Linked DNA regions of Mus musculus: regions 2 and 3 are each linked to region 1. The links are chromatin loops, found by intact Hi-C in ENCODE. Cell type or tissue: heart. All regions are shown on one strand. Region 1 has its middle 23 kb from the start of Klf14. Region 2 has its middle 19 kb from the start of Gm40359. Region 3 has its middle 7.0 kb from the start of Cpa2.

The links. Hi-C counts contacts between places; a loop is a spot of excess contacts. Peaks named below come from ENCODE experiments on the same cell type or tissue, not always from the same donor. Only the 100,000 strongest peaks of a DNase experiment are listed, where the experiment ranks them.
Region 2: a loop joins it to region 1, with 8 times the contacts of the local background. A loop is called at or near these places in 7 of 42 quality-filtered maps.
Region 3: a loop joins it to region 1, with 6 times the contacts of the local background. A loop is called at or near these places in 25 of 42 quality-filtered maps.

The regions. Positions count from the first base shown.
Region 1 is chr6:30,978,298-30,986,297 of GRCm38, forward strand. No RefSeq gene overlaps it. Among named protein-coding and RNA genes, the nearest start is that of Klf14, 23 kb to the left of the region's middle. In heart, a CTCF peak has its summit at 4,557 (motif pointing left); no DNase peak of the experiment used is centred here; H3K4me3 peaks cover 310 bases; H3K27ac peaks cover 1,819 bases.
Region 2 is chr6:31,029,804-31,037,803 of GRCm38, forward strand. No RefSeq gene overlaps it. Among named protein-coding and RNA genes, the nearest start is that of Gm40359, 19 kb to the left of the region's middle. In heart, a CTCF peak has its summit at 3,429 (motif pointing left); no DNase peak of the experiment used is centred here; H3K27ac peaks cover 485 bases.
Region 3 is chr6:30,530,689-30,538,688 of GRCm38, forward strand. No RefSeq gene overlaps it. Among named protein-coding and RNA genes, the nearest start is that of Cpa2, 7.0 kb to the right of the region's middle. In heart, a CTCF peak has its summit at 4,825 (motif pointing right); no DNase peak of the experiment used is centred here; H3K27ac peaks cover 2,330 bases.

The DNA.
Region 1 (8,000 bases):
TAAAGTTGGGATTTTTAACACATTCCTAAGTGGTTGCTGCTGGTCTGGGGATGTCAGCTGGGCACCACTGGCATAGAACCCCAATGGGCAGCAGGCAGGTAAATCAGCAAAATGGAGTCCAGTCCCCAGCATTGCATAAACTGGGGGCAGTTGTCATCTCAATACAGGCAGGAGGAGCAGAATCTAAGGTCATCCCTCAGCTACATTCTGAGTTCAAGACCAACATGGGATACATGAAAGCTTTTCTTAAAAAAAAAAAATCAGTGAACAGAATTAAATTTAAAAAGAAAAAAGAAAAAACTCATTTGAGCCTCTTCCCACATCCTAAGGAAATTCCAGTGGCTTCCCTAGGATTTCTGGGGGTTCATTCCTCACATAGCCTTTGTCCTAAGTGGGGCTTCCTGAGTGCACCCCTCCCCCCACCCCCTCTAGCACAAGTTGGTGTGATAGAGCAGCTATGGTGAACATCTGTTCCAGCCTGCCTACAGACCCTCTTCCTGGTGTGCTGTGGTCTAGTCTGCTTCGGGATCTATGAGTCACCTAACAGGCATGTATACAGCAGGCTGTTAAAATATCTCATGAGCCTAGGCCATGGGGTTGAAGTAATCTCAGTTGTCTTCCTGGACCCTGGCCCTGGAGAGGGATGCTTTCAGAGCAGCAGCCCAGATGGGGGCCAGCACTGCTTTTCCAAGCCTCTTTTCTCAATATATCCTTCAATTCTCTCGTCTGCTCCCTATCTTCTGATAAGTCCAGATGCTTGGAAGTTAGCCACAGTCCTGCCCAAGAGACGAAGTAAAGGTCTGAGCTCTGTGAGGTTCCATACTTCATCAGCTCTAGGAATGCAAAATGGACCGTTAAACAGACTTCTGTCTGTGGCCGCCAGAACCCATGGCTCTGCTCGTTCTCCTGCAGGCTTCCTTAGCTCAGATGCTGTCAGGCCCCACCTTCTCTTCTCCCACCCACCTGCCCCTCCCCCTGACTTCCATCTGCCTCTTAGTGCCTCCTGCAGAACTGTTCTGCATTGTCCCTTTCAGTTGTCAGGTGACACTCACCCTCCAAGGCTAAAGGTCCAAGACAATCTCACAGAAAGGGATTCCCCCTATAGAACTGTGGAGCCTGCTCTAGAGAAAAAGAATACAGCTTTCCACCTTGCAACAATTTGAAGGCCTACTATGTGCTGCAAGAACAGTAATACTCTATTTGATGCAGCAGATCCTTGTATTCTGAAAACGCTAAATTAACCACCAGAAATAAACCAGCAAGCCCAGGCATGTTGGCTCCCATCCTCAGTCCCAGCGGTCAGGGAGCTGAGTCGGGAGGATTGCAAATCCAAGGCCAGATTGGGCTACATAGTGAGACCTGTCATAAAAACCCAAACTAAATAAATAACTAAGCCAATAAAGACTTCTTTGTCAATCAGGAGAGAGCCACTGGCAAATGTTAATGTAAGAATCAACGAATGGATTGGAGTGGGGGCGGTCAGACTATGGCCCAAGGCATTCGTAAACATGGCCCACAGCTAAGAACTTTAAAGAAACCTTTTTTAAAAGAAATTGCAATTGATGGTAAAATAGCAACAAAACTAGGTGGCAGAAACCTATTTATCTCACAAACTATAAGTGATTCTTCTCATCAAACTCTAGATCAGAGAATTCTTGGTATCAGGAGACCAAGGCTGGGGTGAGAGACCCCAGGCTCCATGGAACACAGCCAGACTGGACTGTTCAAGGGTCATCTACTGGGGTCACAAAGCCCGTTTTGCCTGTCACAGTAGACATGGCTAACTCTGTTGAAATGGAGAAGGGAAAGGTTCTGTGATCACCGGGCTAACCTCAGAGATATGAGGTGGAGGCAAAGAGGTTGCAAAGGGGGAGCTTCGGTCTCCATGTCTGGAGGCCCTGGGAAGTGGGACAGGGGTCTCATCGGAGGGAGGGGCAGCAGGGAAATTCTGGGCTGTAGCCTTCCCTGATTAAGAGGATGTCTGTGGGCCGGGTGGTCCTGTCTTTGGATGTTCATGAGTCCAGCAGAAGAGAGATACAAGAAAACACTGAGAGGAAAGACTCAGGCGAGGAACACTTGGGATTCTTGCTTTCCCAGCGCATTGCTAGGGCTCAGCCACAAACAAGGTTAACTGACTCTTGTGCCAATAGCTGTCACCCTTACCTCCTTTCATGCCTGACAGCCCTGTCTCCTCCATCAAAACCATAGCCCTCTACCCCTAGCTCCCCACGGACTGTCACTCAAATTTGTATTTTTTTCCTTAGTGCCCCGATCTTAATCGTTGTTTATCTCCCTTATTAGGACCCAGATAAGGTCAGCAGAGACGGGGCCAGGGCCAGCTTGCTCTCCTCCTTTCTCTGCATTGCTTTGAACTGCACCTGGCACACAGCAGGTGCTCAATAAGTGCTTGCTGATTGAATCCAACAATCCTATTTCCATTAGAATATTCAGGGGCCTGTGGAAGGGAGATGAGGAGTGCCTTGCTGACTTCTGAGTGGGGCAGGGATGTTGCCTTCTTGAACTCAGGGCAGCTGGGATTGCCAGTACAAGATTGGAGTCCCCATCTACACCGTGTAATCAGTAGAAGGGGGAGGGATTTATCCACAGTAAATGATTGACAGGGAAGAGGCATTTCCTTCAGGGGTATAGCCACTGGTGAGGGGCCGTGCCCCTGAGGATAACCTCTCCCATGTGGTCCAATTAAGTAAACATAAATAAGCCATCAAAAAATTTTTAAAAATGTGAGAAAGTGGCAGGAGGAGTAGGTGGGAAGATGGGGTTCAGTAGGAGTGAGGGGGAGAAGGAAGAGACGTGGATAAAGGTGACTGTGATCAGAATCCATTAGCTCATGGATGGAGCACCATCAGGAAACTCCTTATCCCAGCTAATATAGCTAATAAAGGTGAGACAGAGAAGAAAAGCACAGGGAAAGCACACTTGAAAATCACAGTTTGTGGCTAAGAAACTGGATGTGGTCAAGGATGGTTTCTCCAAATCGAACATTAGTGGAGACGTGAGCTTATTTTGTGTCCTAAACTACAGGTTATATACCCAAATCAGCTGCCCCTTATATTCCTCTTGGCAGGTATTTCTGTAAAATGCTGCGTTACTAGCAGAAGGAGCCTTGCCTGGTGCTGGAATCAGAGTCCAGGAACCTGCACATTTCCCAAGAGTGGGATGTCTCATGTCACATTTGCGTGAGGATGACACATCTTTCAAGGGGATCAAACACTCCGTGAGCATGCAGTGCCTTTCTCTCACAAGATAATAACAGCCCACACCTAGTGCTCACCCGCTGCCAGCATGATGTCTTAGGCATTTCCTACGTCATCTGTGCAGTAAGATTCTGAGTAACAGTGACTATTTTGAGTGTTTACAATGTAGCATTCACTTAATGTTCTTTGTATCAGGTCTTCTTTAACCCTCTCCAGATTCCTATGCAAGAGGTCTCATTGTAGCCTGGAGTGGTGGCGCAAGCCTTTAATCTCAGCACTGGGAGGCAGAGGCAGGCAGATTTCTGAGTTCGAGGCCAGCCTGGTCTACAGAGTGAGTTCCAGTACCTACACAGAGAAACCCTGTCTCGAATAAACAAACAAACAAAAAAACAAAACAAAACAAAAAAGAAGTCTCATTGTTTCAGATAGGGAACAGGAAGCCTGGAGGAGTTGGGCACTGATCAAGTCAGAAAGATCAGTAAGTTGGGGAGTGGGAATTTGGACTTGGTAGCTATTGGGGTGGGGCAGGCTAGTGATGGAGACTTACTGGTTGTTTCTAGACTCCATGGGTCCCAGCTTTTATAATAGCAGAGCCACATCTACGAGACTCCTGTTTTAGGTATCAGACAGTTCCGCTTACATCTTTTTCTAAAGCAATTGCTTCTCCTGTGAGTGGACTTGTCTGTCTGTCTCCTGTCATCAGCAAGGGCTGATCAGTCTTCAAATCGCATGCATCCCTGTGAAACAGGCTGCCGTTTTAACTCTTAAAACAGGGGACCATGTTTTAAGTGAATCAGAAGAACATTCCATTGCGACTCGTGTTGAAACCATCAATAAAATCACAAGAAGGTTTTTATAACCATCACATCATTTTTTGTGTTTTGTAAATCTGGAACTCTGCCGTGTTGGATTTTCTTGGGAGAGGCACATGATTTGAAAGGGAACCTTAACCTTTTAATTCAACGTAGCAAGTGTTTTTACACTTCTAGGGATTCAAGCTGACTGGTGAATGAACGAGAAATGCGCTTTAGACACAGAGTTGCTTTCGTGCGGTAGCAAAACACAGGATCTAATTTGAGACTCTGTAAAACTGCTTTTTAAGGATCTGGCGGAAAAGGATGTCACAGGTACAAAGTACATAGTGTCCAGAGCTAAGATAAAGAGAAGCTATCTCATCTTGGAATCGACATTTTATTGTTGGGAAGGGTTTACATTCATTTCCCCTTCGAGACGACTTGATAATCTTTGTGGAAGCTTTTTCTGTTGAAAACGGAAAAAAGAAAAAGCTTTTTTTTTTTTTTTTTCCTTTGCGTCAAGCTCCTGGCGCTGTCTTAGTGGCAAAATGGTGCTCTCTAGTGGCAGAAGAAGGAGTTACTTTTTTTTTTTTTTTTTTTTTTTTTACTTTCTCAGTTTAGTCAAGAAATCTTTTTTTTTTTCATTAATTAATTTACTCATTTATTTTACATCCCGATCGCAGTTCCCCTCCCTTCTCTCCTCCCAGACACACCCTCACACACCCCTCACCCCACTACCCTCCCCTCTTCTCTAAGGAGAAGGAGAACCCCCCCCTTTAGGTACCACCCCTCCCTGGGACATCAAGTCCTTCTCCCATTGAGGTCCAGCAAGGCAGACCAGCTAGGGGAAGGTGATCCAATGGCAGCAACAGAGTCAGAGATTCCCAGCCCCCACCCTGAACTTTTAGGGGACCCACATGAAGACCAAGCTGCATCTGCTTTAAACGTGTAGGGGGCTTAGCTCCAGCCCCCGCATGCTCTTTGGTTGGTGGTTCAGTCCCTGTGAGATCCCACGGGCTGAGTGAGGTTAGTTGACCCTGTAGGTCTTCTTGTGGTATCCTTGACCCCTCCGGTCTCTCAGTCCTTCCCTGAACTCTTCTACAAGACTCCCCCAACTTTGCCTGATGTTTGGCTGTGGGTCTCTGCATCTGTTTCCATTCACTGTTGGATGAAACCTCTCAGGAGACAGTTATGCTAGGATCTTGACTGCAAGCATAGCTGAGTATCATTCATAGTGTCAGGGGTTGGCTCTCTCCTGTGGGATGGGGCTCAGGTTGGGCCAGTCATTGGTTGGCCTTTTCCTCAGTCTCGGCTCCATCTTTCTGAGCCTGAGCGCCGGCTGTGTATGAGTGTTTTTGTATGAAGGATGTCCTGACAACCGATAGCTTCTTATGAAGAGCTCACATGGCTGGACTAGACAACGATGAATATCTGCGGGGCCTTCTATCTGCAATGTCACAGTAGTGAGAACAAGAGAATTCTAGCCAGATCTGGAGACATGTGGCAAAAGAATATGTCGGTTTTTTAAAAAGAAAAATGTTGATTGGCTTTTCTTCTATTTAATATAATTACATGTTTATTGTAGGAAATTTTAGGAAATACAATTGAGGTTTTAAAAATTATTCCCCAGTTCCATCACCCAGAGACAATCAATTGGATGTGCATAATTTAACTTTTAACAAAATGTTGCTTATGCTTCATAATTTCATTAAATCACTCAATAGATTTTTGAGATGTTTCCTGTTACTAAATACACGAACATGACATGATTACACCTTTTAAAAATAGCAATTAGTTCATGGTTAAAATTGGTATTTAGTTAGTGAGAAAGAGATTTCTTTGGGAGAAAGTTTATATCATTGTAACAGTAAATTGAGTCTTCTTTTAAGACTATGGTCGGTCATTTAACTCTGTGTTGCCAAAGTCAATGTTACCATTTTTATCATAAGCATCTACACCATGATTTGAAAGTTTATTTCTTTTACTTTGATTTTTTTTTTATTTTTTAAAGTTAACACACAAAGATACACATTTGTTTATGGAGTTTTTATACCTAGGTGTTATTTTTCTTTTGTCGTTATCTGTCTCTCTCTAGCTGTCTTCCCTCATCCCCTCACTCCTCGCTTTCTGTTTCTCTACAAATACTCTCTGCTTTCATGTAATATGGATTTCATTTCTCTGTCCCACTTAAGATTTCTTCCTCTCCTGTTCACCCCCCCCCCTTTTCTACACAGAGAGGGGGAGGGGGAGTGAGGGAGAGGGGAAGGGGAAAGGGGGGAAGGGGGAAAGAGAGAGAAAGTGGGGGAGGGGAGAGAGGGAGGGGGAGGGGAAAAGGGGAAGAGGGAGGGGAAGGGGGGGGAGAGGATGTTTACCTATATGAGAGAAACATCCAGCATTTGTCTTTCTGGGTCTGGCTTACTTTGTGTAACATAATGACTCCAAATTGGACTCATTTTCCTGCAAATCTCATTTCATGTTCTTTGTAACCAAATACAATGTAACCGTCCCACATTCTTTACCCATTCATCTTTTGATGGACACCTAGTTGGCCCGTTTCTCAGCTATTGTGAGTTCAGCAGCAATAAACATGGATGTGCAAGGGTCCCTGCCATGTTGGGTTGGAGCCTTCAGGTATATGTTCAGCAGCAGCAGAGCTAGGCTGTGTGTGGCAGCTCTGTAGTACCTACATCAATTTACACTCTCTAGTGCTTTTAATAGCTATGGCCCCTATAGACTCATGTATGTGAATGCTTGGACAAAAGGGAGAGGCACTATTAGGAGGTGTGCCTCCCTGTTGGAGTAGGTGTGGCCTTGTTGGAGGAAGTGTGTTGCTGTGGGGATGGGCTTTGAGATCTTATGTGTTTAAGGTATGCCCAGCGTAGTAGACCATCTTCTCTTTGCTGCCTGTAGATCAAGTCGTAGAACTCTCAGCTCCTTCTCCAACATCACACCTGCTCACTGCCATGCTTCTCACCATGATCATAACAGACTGAACCTCCGAAACTGTAAACCGGCCTGAACCAAATGTTTTCTTTAGAAGAGTTGCCTTGGTCATGGTGTCTCTTCACAGCAATGGAAGCCTAAGACACACTTCCCCCAGCAGTGTGCGAGGATTCCCTTTTCCCTGCATCCTTACCTGCACTTGTTTTCTGGAGATGGCCATTCTAGTTTGCACGTTACAATTTTTAATTAGCAATTATTTCATGGCTACGTGTAGATGTAACTTTTCTTTTCCTGTAGTAATTGTCATCTCCCAAGCTTAATAACTCCATTTGGTAACCTAGGCCTGCTTGCCTCTGTAGAGTCTAATCTAGGCTCAGAATGTTTTTAGCCTCTGAGACTTGCTGCTGAATAAACTCACCCCTTCCTAGTTCTTTTTTGATCTCTTGCTGGCTGTTTCAACTCAGCTGTGCTGGCTCAAACTGCTGTCCACACTGATTGGTTCAATTTGGCTTCTCTTGGCCTCAAAGTAACTCTCACAATCTGCTCTAATCTCCTGGTTCTTTCTCTGGGCTGCTCTGTCTTCACCTGTGTCTATCTTGTTCTCTCTCCAACCTGTCTCTGAACAACTCTCTCAGGAAAACTGCCTCCTTCTCTCCCCCTCTCTCTGGACTATGCTCTCTTAAGCGGCCTCTCTTTTCTCTCCTCTCATGAACATTGGGTATATTCTGTTCTGTCAAATCTTTCTCTGATTCATCAGTTTGTCTGCCACTCAATTAGACATCACTTTCAAACATGGCTGCTTTCCTCTACAAACTAACTTTACCTTCATTGTTTGGAATGAAAAGTGAGTACTAAGGACATGTGTGTATCCCAGCCAGAGGGATTAAAGGTTCGTGCTAGTGGCTGAACCATCCCACAACTAGAAACAGGTTTTTTCAGGAAATAACACGATCTCAGGGTTCACAGTGTGATCAAATATCCTGCAACAACTAAGGATACCCAGCACTTTCTACATTTTTATTACCTGCTTATGTTTCTTATTTTGACA
Region 2 (8,000 bases), 52 kb after region 1:
AGGTTCAAAGACTTGAATGAGGATCTGCAGATCGAGTGGAATTGTGAGGACTAGAGTCTGAAATGGAGCCTTGTCACGTAACTGAACACGCGCATCATAGAAGTCACATGCAGACGGAGCCAAGAGAGTGCTTCCGCAGAGATGGAGTCTACTCCAGGAGATGCTGGGCACAGCGCTGGGTTAGGAGTGTGACGTTAATGTGACATTAGTTGCTATGGCAACAGCAGTTTGAGAAGCTTGATTTTGAATCTGGAAGATGTTCTGCTGTGAGTACAGTGGTACTCAGCTGCCTCTCATGCTACAGATAAATCTCTTGTGAAAGGAAGAGTCAACTGATGCATCAACTATCACTGCTGACTTATGAAATTGCCCCAACTACCCCAGCCTTTGGTGCCCCGTGCCCTGTTTGGTCAGTAGACATCAGTACCCCTCAAAAGATTATGATTAAAACTTAGATGGTGGTTAGCAGTTTTAGCAATAAGGTATTTTTAACTGAAGCATGCATACAGCTGGAGAGGGGGCTCGAAGGTTAGGAGCCCATACTGCGCATCAGGTAGGTAGCTCACAGTTGTCTGTCAGTCCAGCTCCAGGGGACCGGCACCCTTTCTGCAGACCCTGCGCTCATATACACAAACCCACACAGACACACACATATATACATGCTCAAAAATGTTGTAAAGATTTGCAACTCCACTGTGTCTACACAGCACATTTTCTTTATCTGGTCATGGTACCCAGTGGTACCCAGACTAATTCCATGTACGTACACTCTGTTCTCCTCACTAATCTTTTGGTCTCAAGTAAGCTCACCGTCTCCCGCAGGGGTCTCTGCAGAACAACTTGTTTCACTTTCTGCATGGGGATTTTCTTTCTTTGGCATCCTCAGGATTATTAATTGTGGGGTAAATTTGAGGTTTGGAATGTGTTAGAAGACTTGCTCATTCTTAATTTTAAAAGAACTAGGTATCTTCTCTCACACACACGCACACACACACACACACACACACACATTTCTGGGGTTTTTTGTTTTGTTTTTAAGAAAAAGGAGCAGGCTGCAGCTTCTGCATGACTGGAACGAGAGGCATGTCTGCTCTACAAGTGGCACAGGATTAGAGACAGAAACCCATTTAATGAAAGGCATCTTCAGGACCACCCACATGCACAAGCTCTTTCCCAGGCTCCTTGAAGAGACCTAGAAATGTGTCTTAAAAAATGTCACAGTGCTGTAAAGTTTGGAGTAGTGTGACATTTATCGGAACCTCTTTATCAGATGTCTCTTGGTCATAAGCTTTCTGAGGCTGGGTTCTGTTAGGTGGCGTTGGGCATGACTTGGGTTTGGTTGGGGGGGGGAGCCGGAGGGGCAGAGCTTGGGATTCTTGTAGTTTGGGGTTAACAGGAGGAATCTGCTTACCATCACTTCTGTGGAACTGTTACCGCAAGGGGGCCCGGTGCAGGAACAGCTTTCAATAATCCTGGCACCATTCATACCTCAACCCCACACGCTGGCATAGAGGTGTGGACTGGTGGTCATGTTATGGTAAGAGTGTGTGCCCAGCACCATAATGATGTTGGTAGAGATGCCAACAGCAAATGCCGGTCCACAGGGAACTCTGACATACCTTGTTAGACAAAGACAATGGGAAGCTCAGGATGCGACATATCTAACCAAAATAAAAGGGCTCCTTTATCAGACTCCATAATGTAGCACACGCAATTGTAAATACTACTGTGCACTTGTATAGGAATCCCATGAAAGAATTTCTACAGGGCCCATAGCACGCTCACAACGGTTCCTGTGGGCAAAGTTGTTCCTCTTATGCAGTCCAACAAGGAATCATAAAACAGTTTTTTCCAGCTGGGTGAGGTGGTGTGCACCTATGATCTGAGCATCCAGAAGTCGGAGGCAGGGGAATCACGAGCTTAGTCTTTGTAGTGAGTTCCAGGCCAGCCAGGGCTACACACAGTGAGACTCTTGGCTCAAAAACAACGAAAATTGTACTAGCTATACCAGAAGAGTGAGTTATCTTTCTGGAGAAAACACTATAAAGTTGCTGTTATATGAACCAGTGATCAAATGTCATGTGGCCAAAACACAGGAAAAACAGGGCTTAAGCCAGAATTTTTTTAAGGGCAATGCTGGTGATATTTGTCAGCTTCTTCAAAAATATTATGATAATGTTTATAATTTTAAATCATATTCTCACCTAATTTACATTTGTGAATTAGGTCCTATTGATCACAATAAGCCTTTAAAATTACACTCAAGCTTTAGAAGACCTGGGTACATATACCCCTGGTTACATGTGGCTTCACTGATAACCATGCAGAAGAATTATAGAAATAAGAATTAATGTAATAATATTTGTGATCGAATTTAAGATTCAATTCCAAAAATTACTTTAAAAACACTTTTTCTAAATGTGTGTGTGGGGTGGGGGTGGGGGAGACAGACAGGCAGGCAGAGAGAGAGAGAAAGAGAGAGAGAAAGAGAGAGAGAGAGAGAGAGATGTCTGTGTCACACTGGGCGGGTAGAGGTCAGGACAGTATCAGCTGTTCTCAGCTTTCATCCACCAGGCTAGCTGGCTGGAGCATCCCAGGATTCTCCTGTCTCCACTTCCCATCTTAAAGGAGGCACACCTGCGGTAGATGTGCTATGGTACCAGTGTTTCATGGACTTTCTCAATCTAAGCTCGGGTCCTCACATTTGTGCACCAAAGTCCTTTTCACACACAGAGCCATCTGCTCTGCCCTAAAATTCCGATTTAATGAGCTTATGCAAAGAAGTATGCAGACATGTATATATATATATATATATATATATATACACACACACTGATAACTTTTGACAAATGTGTCAACCTATGAAACAGCTCTCAAATCAACATAGAACATATTTTCATCATCTTCCAAAATTTCTTTGTGCTACTTTCTAGTAAATTCTCCCCACACACGGAAGTTGTTCTGATTTTCATCACCAGAGATTAGCTTACCTACATGTGAACTTCGTAGGAAAGGACTTACACAGGGTGAGCCCTGTTTGTGACCGATTTCTTGATTTATCTTGTACACGGCAGTAATTTCACAGGCCAGGTTGACTATGTTAAGGCAGGCCAAAGCATAAACAAGATCTCTGGGCCTATGAGGATATTCCTACAAGAGATTAGTATCAAATTGGTCGACTGAGTTTGATCTGTAGGTGGGATCTGTCCTCACCGTTGTAGTGGATGTCATCCAGGCCTGAGGCTTACATAGGACAAAAGTGCAGAGGTAGGCTGCCTCTTTTTCTCAGCTAGGCCAGCCTCTGCTTCCTTTCCCTGGGTCTGCCATCTCCAGGGCTTACAGCGCCAACGCTACCCACCCCCACCCAGCTTTCCAAGCCTTTGGATTCAGGCTGAGTTAGAGCCAGCAGCTCTACGTCGCCATCTTGTGGCCACCAGAGGATATGGCAACATATCATCTCGGTCGCCATTATATGAGCCAATTCTGGCTTTCTCTTTATGTCTGTACCCACATCAGCTACATCACATCGACTCACCCACCCATCTTTTCTCCAACTCCTGTCAGTTACCTATCTGTTATCTATAACTATTCGTATGTATACAACGTCTCTTCCCACCTTTCTGGATAACTGACTAATATGTCCTTTGAAGACTTATCTATGCTGTGGTATACACCAGCAATCCGTGTCTCTCTCTCTCTCTCTCTCTCTCTCTCTCTCTCTCTCTCTCTCTCTCTCCCCCTTCCTTCCTTTCTTTTTTCAATTACAGAGTGGTATTCAGTTAACAGAACAACAATTATCTTCATATAAGCTGCATCAAAGACTACTGAAGATTAAAAAAAATAATAATAAAACCAAAAGAAAAAAAAACAAAAACTTAACTACTGTCCCCATATATAACTAATTTGTGCTGTGCACAACAAGAACCTGCTTTAACTTTCCAATCCGGTCCACCTCCCTGGGGAGTAGTATATCACTGTTTCCTTATTTGCCTGATGAACATTTCGTTATTTCTAGACTTTGTTTATTATGAATAAATATATATAAATATGTGCCTAAGTAATTTTCGGAAGATGGACTTCCATTTCTCTTGGGGATGTGCTGTGGAATTCCTCCATCCTATAGAAGGTAATTATTGAAACATTTTCCAAAGTGGTCTCAGTTTCAACCCTGACTCAGTGGTTAATGAGTGAACTGGTTATTTTATTTTTAACAGCATCCGAAGGGGTGTGAAGTGGTATCCTGTCTGTGGTTTTTTCTCATAACTCCCTGATGAATAATGAGACCGAGTGCCTTCTCAGGTATTTACTGACCGCCCCATCCTCGTTATCAAGTGTTTCCCAAATAGCTTGAGTATTTTAATTTGGATTATCTTTTACTAATTTGCATACACTCTGTAAATTCAGTTCTGATTGAAATCTTTAATTAGTTCAGATCTATCTATCTATCAAGCATACATTTTTACACAATCTATAGTCTGTCTTCCATGGCTTAATTTTTTTTTTTTTTTTTTTTTTGAGACAGGGTTTCTCTGTATAGCCCTGGCTGTCCAGGAACTCATTTTGTAGACCAAGCTGGCCTCAAACTCAGAACTCCACCTGCCTCCGCCTCCCGAGTGCTGGGATTATAAAGGTATGCTCCACCATGCCAGGTTCCATGGCTTAATTTTTAAATTTTATAGTTAGAGTTATATAATTCCACAAATGGGGGTTTCTGTAATATACACCTTTACTTGGTTTCCTCTATGAGTTAATAATTCAAGTTCTCCTAATGTATGGGGTTTCTCCACTTCTCTTACCATTGACTTCTAATTTAATTTGGCTGTGGCCAGACAGCATGACCACCTCAGCAAGTTAGCAGCATATCATCTACCATCACAGTAAACATCTGTGCAGGTGTGGTGAGAATATTTAAGATCTGCTATCAGCAAATTTCTGATGTACAGTAGAGTATTGACTATAGTAGTCATGCTGTTGGCTGGCTCTCCAGAACTTTCTTCCTATCTTTTAACCAACAGCTCCCATGTCCCCAGCAACTCCGCAGCTCCTAGCAACCCCCATCCTATACTCCGCTTCTCTGATTTCATCTCGTGTAGATTCTGCATATCAATGAGCACACTGCGGGGTTTATACTGTGTCTAGGTTATTTCCCTTGGCATCATGTCCTCCAGGTCAAGCTTGTGACAAATGACAGGATCCCTTTCGCTTTGGGCTGCACAGCAATCCACTGTACGCCTCCCTGTCACTCAGCCGCCAGGGACCAGGCTCAGTCTGCACTGGACTGCTTGGAGCAGCCGTGATCATAGGAATGTAAGCATGGCTCTGACATACTGAGTTTGTTTCCTTGCGTCTGTAACCCCAGGGTAACATTGCTGGCCACGGGGCACTCACTAATGAAGTGTTCCGCTTCTCTTATAACTTTATAACCTTAGTGCTTTCTATCTCATAGTTACATTTAGATTTATCTCCTTTTTGCTAGTTAAGTTTTATGGAGTTCGCTTCTCCCTCCAGGGTTCTTGGCTGGGCCTTGTTCTTAGCCAGGCTGGGTGCTCATCCACCTCTTCCCCCCTCACGCTGAGGGGGAGGGGTGGGGATGTGAAGCTGCCCATCCTCCCCTCAAAAGTGTCTGTGCTCCATGCGGGCCCTCTCACCTCATCCCTCCTTAAAGTGTGCCAAGGTGTCCTGAGCAGAGTTATCCAAGGGGAGTTTTTCAAGGGGACAGATACTGGGGGGAGCCTTCTTTGCTACCTTGCTGTCCACACCCCAGCCTCTGGCATTTGATATCAGCTTGCTTGGAATTCATGCCATTTACTAGTGTGCAGATTAATTCTTTGCATAACACCTCTGAAGGTTTTCGTCCTCACTCCTTTCCTCTCACTCTCCTGAGGGCACCGGCGTGAGTGGAGGAGTTGTGTGCCTCTGAGGTTCTTCTCACATTTTCCTTCTCTGTTCTTCAGACCACACACTGCTGACGTTTGTCTGTTCAGTGCTGGGGACTGAACCCAGGGCCTTGAGCACGTGAAGCCAGGGATCTACCACTGGGCTGCAACCTGGGTCTTGGATATTTTGACTGCTAAGATCCTACACATTAGAGAAGGGAAGGGATCAAGGTGGGACAGGAGGGAGACAAAAAAATCCTTTGTTGTCTATTCTTATAAGGCCACTGTGTTGGTTTATATATGCACGGCCCAGGGGAATGGCAGGATTAGAAGGTGTGGCCCTGTTGGAGTAGGCGTGTCACTGTGGGCATGGGATTTAAGACACTCATCCTAGCTGCTTGGAAGTCAGTATTCTGCTAGCAGTCTTCAGATGGAGATGTAGAACTCTCAGCTCCTCCTGCACCATGCCTGCCTGGATGCTGCCATGTTCCTGCCTTGATGATAATGGACTGAACCTCTGAACCTGTAAGCCAGCCCCAATTAAATGTTGTCCTTATAAAACTTGCCTTGGTCATGATGTCTCTTCACAGCAGTAAAACCCTAAGATAGCCACTAATCCTACAACGACAGTCCTTTCCACAGTCGTGGCCTCACCTAAACACAAGTGTCTACTAGAAGTTTTATCTCCAAATATCATCAGATTGGAGGACCAGGCTTCCACACGTAGATTTAGAGGGTTTCACATTCAGCCCATGACGACATCTCAGTGGTCTTCAGGAGGCTCTGAGGTGTAAGAGAACTAATTACCCAGCATGCTTTTGAGGTAGGGCTATGCTATTGGGGCGGGGTGGGCCATGAGGGTGTATGTGTGCATATGTCTGCCTTGCTGTGTCTTCAGTCCATTGATGATCATGATTAGATTTTCTGTAATCTCATTTATTCCCATTTGACCTGTGTCCTGTGTTGTGCTAACAACCTTCCAGTTTTAGTGAGATCTTGTGTATTTGCCCTTATGTACCCATGACTTTCTGTAGTAAACAGAGGTGCTGTTATGGGGCCAGTGACGTGTGACATCATTGTGATGTGTGACATCATTGTGCCTCATGGTCCTTGGCATCATCAAGAATTCTGCTACTCGATGGGCGGTGGTGGCAAATACCTTTAATGCCAGCACTCAGGTAGATCTCTGAGAGTTTAAGACCAGCTTGGTTTACAGAGCAAGTTCCAGGACAGCTTGGGCTATTCAGAGAGATCCTGTCTCAAAATGAAAAATGTGCTTTTCATTTGAAACATGTTTCCCAATGCTTTCTGATCTTATTCTCCATATCTTGCTTTCGTGTGGCTTTGCAAGCCTGTTATACTTTCCTATCTCCTCCATTTTAGCCGTTTGCAATCACTCTGCCTCTGTCTCCTGAATACATCTCCAGCTGACATTTGTTCTGCAGTGAACCTGTACTTTTCTTTGAGACATGAGTGTCTTTTATTATTATTATTATTATTATTATTATTATTGGTTCTTTGTGAATGCCACATCAGGCACCCCAATCCCACTCATCTCTCCTTCCTCTTGTACCCGCCCTACACACTTGTAACTTTCCCCCTAACAGATTTTATAAAAATCTCATTGTGGAAGCTGTAGTATGTCACAATGTTTGTCCACATTTCTTGGCTCACAAATGTTCATTGCAGAGTCATTGCTGCGGTCCCAGGCCTCTGGCTTCCCCTACACCATCAATACTGGATCCTCACTGGGACAGCCTCCTCTCAGATACCCTGTGGTTGTCCTGGGTCACGGAGATACTGCAGCCTTGGATCTGCAGGACCAGCCCCTTCACTCACTTCAGCAGTTCATTGATGAAGCAAATGTTGGGGTGCACCAACTCAGAGCCCTGGATCTGGGCTTTGGTGGTAGCTGAGCTGGTCAGCCTGTGGGGACTGGGAGGGGGAGGGGCTAGCTCTCCACCCTGGTGAGTGTCTTCTTACTTGCACAGAAATGGCTGACATTTGCTTTACGAAATATTTTATTGTTCCGTTTCCCCCGCGCTTTGCTTTAATATGTAGTCTGTCCTCTTGACCCTTTAAAGCGGCCTTCTGGTATTTACCAGACTTTGAAAATGTATTCTC
Region 3 (8,000 bases), 450 kb before region 1:
GCATTAGCATGGTATATAGACATCCATGTAGGCAAAATGTCCATACACAAAAAATAAAATAGAAAAAAAAAGAAAGAAAATTATTTAATTTATTTTAAAAAAATATTTATTTTTATTTTATGTGCATTGGTGTTTTGCCTGTATATATATCTGTGTGAGGGTACCAGATCCCCTGGAACTGGAGTTATAGATAGCTGTGAGCTGCCATGCAGGTACTGGGAATTGAACCCAGGTCACAGGTCTTCTGAAGAGCAGTCACTTCTCCTAACTGCTGAGCCACCTCTCCAGCCCCTAGGAATTATTTTAACTAGCTTACAAAGTAACAGGCTTCCTTATGCATTGTCATACATGCTTGAGTTTGATTTACTGCTCTTCCGCCAACAAAATTATATGTAGATATTTTGTTCCTTTCTTTTTCTTTCTTTTTTTTTTTTTTTTTTTTTTCCCAGACAGGGTTTCACTGCGCAATCCTGGCTGTCCTGGAACTCACTCTGTAGACCAGGCTGGCCTCTTGAATCAGAGATCTGCCTGCCTGTCTCCTGAGCACTGGGATTAAAGGCATGTACCACTATCAACTAACAAAACAAAACAAAAAAACAATGCTCCCCCAAATACTTAACAAGTAAAATAAAAAGATAAAAATTTTGAAACATAATATATAAAGAACTTTAAAAATAAGAAAAAGCCAAATAATTTAGCAGAGAAACTGTCCAAATATTTAATAGGATCCTCACAAGTGATAAATTTCAAGTGACCAATAAATTTATCAAAGAGATGTTCAACTTCCCACTTACAAGAAAATCAATGAAATGTTTTTTTTTTTAAATTTTAGATTGATACCGGCCTCTTTTTTTTTTTCTCTCTCTCTCTCTTAAAAAAATACTGTAGTTTTGGGCAGATATGGGAAGCAAGCTCTCTGGAAAGCATTGTCCATGATAAAGTTGACAATGTTGGAATCGTTAAAATGATTATATCCAGGACCAGCATCTCCATTATAAAGAATCCAGCCATTTGTCTTAGGCATTGGAAGCAAAATGACGAGGGAACGTCATCAGAGATGGCCACCACCATCTGTGGCTTTCAGGCCCAACCCTTCCAGAAGTCAGCCTTTGGTAAGTGTGGCTGCCGTGCAAACCTGAGAGCCTAACGAGACTCAAAAGAGTCAAAGAGACTAACCCTGATGACCTGGCCAGCCAAGCTCCTAGAAAACTCTATGGAAGATTCAGATATGGACTCTGTGAAGGAGCAGCCAGTAAAGCCACAAGGGTGCCTGTTGCTGTGCCCAGTTCATCTCGTGGATTTCAATGATCAGTCATAAATATTCTGGTTTAAAAAACTGTAACAAAACAAAACAAAACAAACACCCTTTCAGACATACAAAACCAAACACAAGTAAGGAGAGTCATAATGTATTCCGTGTGCTGCAGGTTCCAGGTCCTCAGAATGTGCCTTCTGAAAGTATGTTATGTTCTTGGATTAGAAGCACTGTGCATATTGTAAGATGTTCAGATAACAGTTTTGTTAAAGGAAAACGAAATTGAGCCCCCTGAGAGGATTCTTAATGGTTCCATGAATATTATTTCTGGATGAATTTTAAAAAAATGAAATAATTAGACCTCTTGTTGTGCAAAACCAGGAACCAAATAGATTTAGATAAATGTTTTGATTTTTTTCATTTCCTCTCTTTTTTTCTTTTTGTTATTTTGAGTCAGGGTTTCTTTGTGTGGCCTTGGCTGTGCTAGACTCACTCTGAAGACCATACTGGCCTCATGCTCACAGAGTTCTTGCCTGCCTCTGCCTCCCAAGTACTGGCATTAAAGGCAAGCACCACTAACCATCTGGCTTTTTTGGTTTTTTGAAACAGGATCTCACCGTGCAGAGGAGGCTGGAATCCAACTCACAGATATCTTGTCTGCTTCGGCTTCCCAAGGGCTGGGATGAAAGTGTGTGCCACCACACCTGACTTTGGATAAATATTTTGGGATACTTTTTCCTAATTGAATCTCTTGGTATTTGCTATCTAATTTGGAACAAAACATGTTGAGAAAATATATCATCCGTCACCATCTGAATCCACTATCTAAACTCTTGCTATCTCAATTTGAATATAAGTAGATTGGGATGGCCAGGGATAACTGTAAATATATAATATATTTCTCTTATATGAGTTACAATTAGCACACATTATTCAGTAATAGACTTTTTTTTGCATGAACAAATCTACGACGTAGTTTCTATTCATAATTATCTTTTCTCTCTGTTTTCAATGGTTGTCTACTCTTTCATTGTGCAAGTTGCATGTCTTTTTCCAAAATGTTTGGAACCAGAAGTATTTCAAATTTCAGATTTTCCCAGATTTGGGGATATTCTCTCACACCCACACCTACATATAAAATAAACTGGCTGATATATATAGAAAAAGATTACATAGAAAAATATAAATATATAAAAAAATCCAACTGCTAGTTATCATGGAGTACAGATTGAGGTGGGGACAATAGACAACTTTTTGCATGACACATTTTCAGTAATGTTTGACTATTGTGAGAAAAGCATTTTGGGTATAGAACAGCTAAATATGAGAAACATGCAGAAAGATGTTGTTAGGAAGCAAATTTTCAGCAAATGGAGGTTGAGCTAGGATTTGTGGTAGGGTAGCATCCCTGAAACACAGAGAAGTGTGGATGACGGTGACTTCACTGTCAGTCAAAGGTGGACTGGTCACCATCAATCACTCCCCCTACAAGAATTACCACGCTGGCTCTTTGCATTGGCTGTGAGGAAGTCCTGTTTTATTTTTTGAGAACCGGCCCATTTCCAAGTTCAGTTTGGTTGCATGATATCTCTCACGTGAGTGACTCCATTTTAATCTGGTCTGATCAGCTGGGGCCTAGTGCAAAAGAGCTCTCTAAAACAGCAGGCATTAAACTTTCTTTAATGGCTATTCCTTGAAGCAGTGAAAAATTAGATGCCATAAACTAGTAAATACATTAGTGTATCGATTCACAGATTGGAAAACAATGAGACATCTTCCTCAGTACAATAAAATACTATACTTAATAATGGTCTATAGGCACAGAGAGTTGGCTCAGCAGTTAAGAGCCATGGGCTTCCAGAGAACACAGGTTTAATTCCTAGAACCTGCAGGTCAGCTCACAACCCTGGGGCTCTGAGGGCAAAGGCTCGGAGGTGGTGCACACACAGGCAAAACATTCATACACCTAAATAATAATAATTACAACAATAATGTTTTCTTTTTGTTTATGTATTTTATATATTATTGTTATTATAATTGTAGTGTGTGTGTGTGGAGAGAGAGCGAGAGAGCGAGCGAGAGAGAGAGAGAGAGAGAGAGAGAGAGCACAAGCGATGGCAGACTTATGGAGGTCGGAGGACAACTTTTGGCAATTGTTCTGTTCTTCCACCTGGGTGAAGGCAGAGGCCCTCCAGGCTAACACCTCAGGGAAGCTCGGTGACACGCGTCGCAGGCTAACTTCTGCATCCGACTTTAGAATGTGGGCTCTGGGGACTGCATTCAGGCTTCCCTTGGCAAGCGCCTTTCCCCACTGACCCTCTGCCAGCTCAACCATGTTTTCATACAGACCGAACTGTTATCTTAGGATATTCTAAAGTCCTCAGTTCCCTCTGCAGTGTCTTCACTTTTGTTTTAAATATGTAGCCCATGTTGGCCTTGAAGTCATAGAAATCCTCCTGCCTCAGCCTCCGAAGTGTTAGAATCATAGGCATGTGCTACTACATTCACCCAATGTTTTAATTAATCAAAACAGGCTGAAATTGGAGATGTTATCATCAGCATCACCACTACCATCATTATTATTTATTTTATTCCCTTGGGAAGTAACGCCCTCATCTTGTTATAAGAGGTAATCTTACTCTTTTGTTTATGCTTTAGACTTTTCTACACACTTCCAGGAAACTGTTATGTTTGATGCTGACAGACTTTATTTAGACATCTTTTTTCCATCTGAACTAGTGATGCTCAATAGACATCTATTGCAAACACATATGTAATTGTATTTGTGGAGGCCAGAAGAAGTCACTAGACTCTCCCTGGAGCTGCAGTTACAGAAGGTTTTGAGTTGTCTATTATGGGTGCTAGGAACCGAAATCGTGTCCTCTGGAAGAACAGCAAGTGCTCATTCAAGGCCAGTTTGGGGTACATAGCAAGTTCCAGGCCAGCCAGTGCCATTTAAGTTACAATAAGAGCAATTTTGCAAAAAGTAGCCAAGTATGGTGATTCATGACCGTAATCCTAGTATTTGGAAGGTTGGGCAGGAAGATTGTCATGAGTTTGAGGTCAGTGCGGGTTACACAGTGGGTTCCACACTAGCCTTGGCTAAAAAGTGAGCCCCTTGGCCAAAAAAAAAAAAAAAAAAAAAAAAAAACAATCGTATTCATATTCCAAATGTTTGGTGCCCAGCACACGGACAGCAGAGGTGTAGAACGCGTCCTCTGGATACTGCTGGTCTAGACACTGACTGTCTTGTGGGTAAAGAACCGATGGAGAAAGAGAAGGGGAAGAAGTCAGATCTCACTGCCATATAGGGGACCTTACTTGCTTCCTACTGAAAGCAAGTAGTTCCTGAGCTCTGAGGACTTTAGGAGCTGCAATTAAAAAAGGATTTTGTGGAGGTAACATAGTCTTTCTTCCCAATTGATTATATATATATGTATATATGCATATATACACATATATAGTCACACACATACTTGCCTACTGGACCTTTTGCTACAGGATGGCAAAAGGCTTTCTTGGGAAGAGGTGAGAGGGTGGAAGTCTGGACCTTTCGGGAATGACAATGGTTGTCTGTAGGTAGCAGCAGAAGGGGGCAGCAGAGAGCCGCCAGGTGCATCAAAGGTTGGGTAGAACCCAAACCAGGAGCTCACAGGTCAAAATGAAAGCCAGGCTGGAAAGTACTTGTGGCAACTTTTGGCTTCTAGCATTACGTTGGTAGGTTTGGCCCTTTTCTTTTTACCTAAGTTATAACAAAAATGAAGAAAGTTAAAGTTACTGTCTACCACAGGGGAGTTTTGGCAATCACCGAATCATTTATCATATTTCTTCTTCTTCTTCTTCTTCTTCTTCTTCTTCTTCTTCTTCTTCTTCTTCTTCTTCTTCTTCTCCTTCTCCTTCTCCTTCTCCTTCTCCTTCTCCTTCTCCTTCTCCTTCTCCTTCTCCTTCTCCTTCTCCTTCTCCTTCTCCTTCTCCTTCTCCTTCTCCTTCTCCTTCTCCTTCTCCTTCTCCTCCTCCTCCTCCTCCTCCTCCTCCTCCTCCTCCTCCTCCTCCTCCTTCTTTCTTCTTCTTCTTCTTCTTCTTCTTCTTCTTCTTCTTCTTCTTCTTCTTCTTCTTCTTTTTCTTCTTCTTCTTCTTCTTGTTTTGTTTTGCTTTTTTCCGAGATAGGGTTTTTCTTTGTAGCCTTGGCTGTCTTGGAACTTGAGTTGTACATCAGACATTGTTTCTCGCTGGCACTCAGATCCACCTGCCTCTGCCACTGAGTGCCGGGATTAAAGGCGAGTGAGCGCCACCACTGCGCTCAGTGTATTTCTTATAGATATGTACTCATCGTTTTGTGTATGTATTTTGTTTCATAAGCTGTTTGAAAATGTTCTGTGAACTTCTTTTTATGTCTTTAAAATTCTCAGTACTTTAAACATCTAATTTTTTTAAAAAAATTATAATTATGTTTGTCTATATGTCGGTATGTGATATACTGTTGTGCGGTCAAAAGCCAGAGGTGACAGATCCCGGTAGTTGGTGTTACGGCCTGTTGCGAACATCCCAGAATGTGCATGTGGGTCCTCAGCAAGAGAAGTCTGAACTCTTAATCACTGAGCCAGTTCTTCATCCAATCTTAGTCCTTTCTACATTTGTGTGTGTGTGAGCACATGCTAGGGACTGAACTATGGACTTCAGACATGCCAATCACTTGGTCTAACCCAGATCTATATTGTTGCCAACCCTACCCACAGCATTTTTTTTTTTTTTTTTTTTTTTTTGGTTTTTCGAGACAGGGTTTCTCTGTGTAGCCCTGGCTGTCCTGGAACTCACTCTGTAGACCAGGCTGGCCTCGAACTCAGAAATCCGCCTGCCTCTGCCTCCCGAGTGCTGGGATTAAAGGCGTGTGCCACCACGCCCGGCTCCCCACAGCATTTTTAATGATCAACACGGCTCTGGTTAGTGTGGACTCATTTTGCTTTATTTAACAAACTATTACTTAGAACACACTAAGTTAGCCCACTTTTTCATCATTGGATGAATATAAATCCTAAATCAATCTTTGTGTCACTATAATGATTTTCTTAGAATAAGTTCCTAAAGTAGCATGGTAGGCATCAAAGTACAGATATAGATGATTCTAGGTTTGAGTTGCCAGGGCTCACTCAAGCAAATGTAGCAGGGTATACTCTTCCCCAGAGAATCTCTCTAATCTTCCACCAACTCAGTAATACATCACTTTTTTTTCCCCTCAAGAAACAGAAAGCCAAACCAAATCAACTAACTAAACAACACCAATAACAACAAAACCCCAGCAAGACCTAACAACTTCAATAATCTGACTGGCAAAAACAACATCAACAATAAAACGACGTCTCATTTTTAAAAATAGTGTTTTAAAAGATGGCTTGGTGGCATGTGCTTGTAATCCCAGAACTCAGGAGGTGGATTAGTAGTTCAAAGCTGGGGGCTGGTAAGATGGCTCAGTGTTAAGAGCCCTGACTGCAGTTCTGAAGGTCCTGAGTTCAAATCCCAGCAACCACAAGTTGGCTCACGATCTCTCATAGTGAGACCCAACACTCTCTTCTGGTACATCTGAAGACAGTTACAGTGTACTGATTTATAATAATAAATAAGTCTTTAAAAAAAAAGAAAAGTAGTTCAAAACTATCCTCAGGATCAGAAGTTTTGGGTCAGCCTGGACTACATGAGACCCCCATCTCAAAAACAAGAACAAAACCAAAACAACAACAACAACAACAACACCCCAAGTGATTCTGTGATTATTACAGATGATTATCTTAATTTAAAAATGTGTGTTCATGTGTGTATGTGTGCACGAGTGCATGTGTATGTTCGTTCATATGCATGTGTCAATGTAGGTGCAAATGTAGAGACCAGAATTTGGGGAATTGGTTCTCTCCTATGTGGGCCAAGTAACCAAACTCAGGTGGCAGGAACTTTTATCAACTGACTCATCTTGTCCCTGTAAATTTTATTTATTTAATGCCGTGGTGCCGGGGATCAGCTCCAGGGACTTGTGTGTACCAGGCAAATGCTCTGCCCATGAGCCACTCAGACTTCTTAAAATGCTTAATCTGTGTGTGTATCCATTTTCAGTAGTGTTCATATTCTACACACAAACACACCCTTGCCTCACCCTCCACCCCAGCTGCACTCCCCTCCCCCGCCGAACCAGCCTGGCCTTGAACATCCCCTAACTCCCCCTTGGCCTTTTAGCTAGTGAGATTACAGACATATGCAACTATGCCCAGCAGGGCTTCACTTTTAAACAAAATTTCTAGTTTAGAATCACTTTCAGAATAACTTTACATTTACAGAAAGAGTTGTCAAGATGGTAGAGAGGCGGCTGGGACTCCCTTCCCCCGGCTTCTGCGAACACTCACATCTTGTCCAAACACAGACATTCCATAACGGCTTAAAGGTGTCTTGCTTTAAAGGTGCTGCGAAGAATCAGGCGGCTCTGATGGGAATTTTTGTTTAAAGCCTGGCTGATTGAAACCATAAATTCTGTGTATTTTGCAGTCAAAGCGCTATGTGCTGAAGCAGTGTTAGGAGTTCATTAACTCTGCTGCAGAACTCACTTTGCTACAAATAAACAGACTTCAACAGACAAAGACGTCCACGTCCGGAGTTTTGATGTGGAGGACTTTTGGGGTCTGGAAACTGTTCTGAGGGATTTAATTTGTGGTTGGGTCTCCTCTGGTTCCGTATAGCATTCCCCCTTTACCTTGTGGTTAGG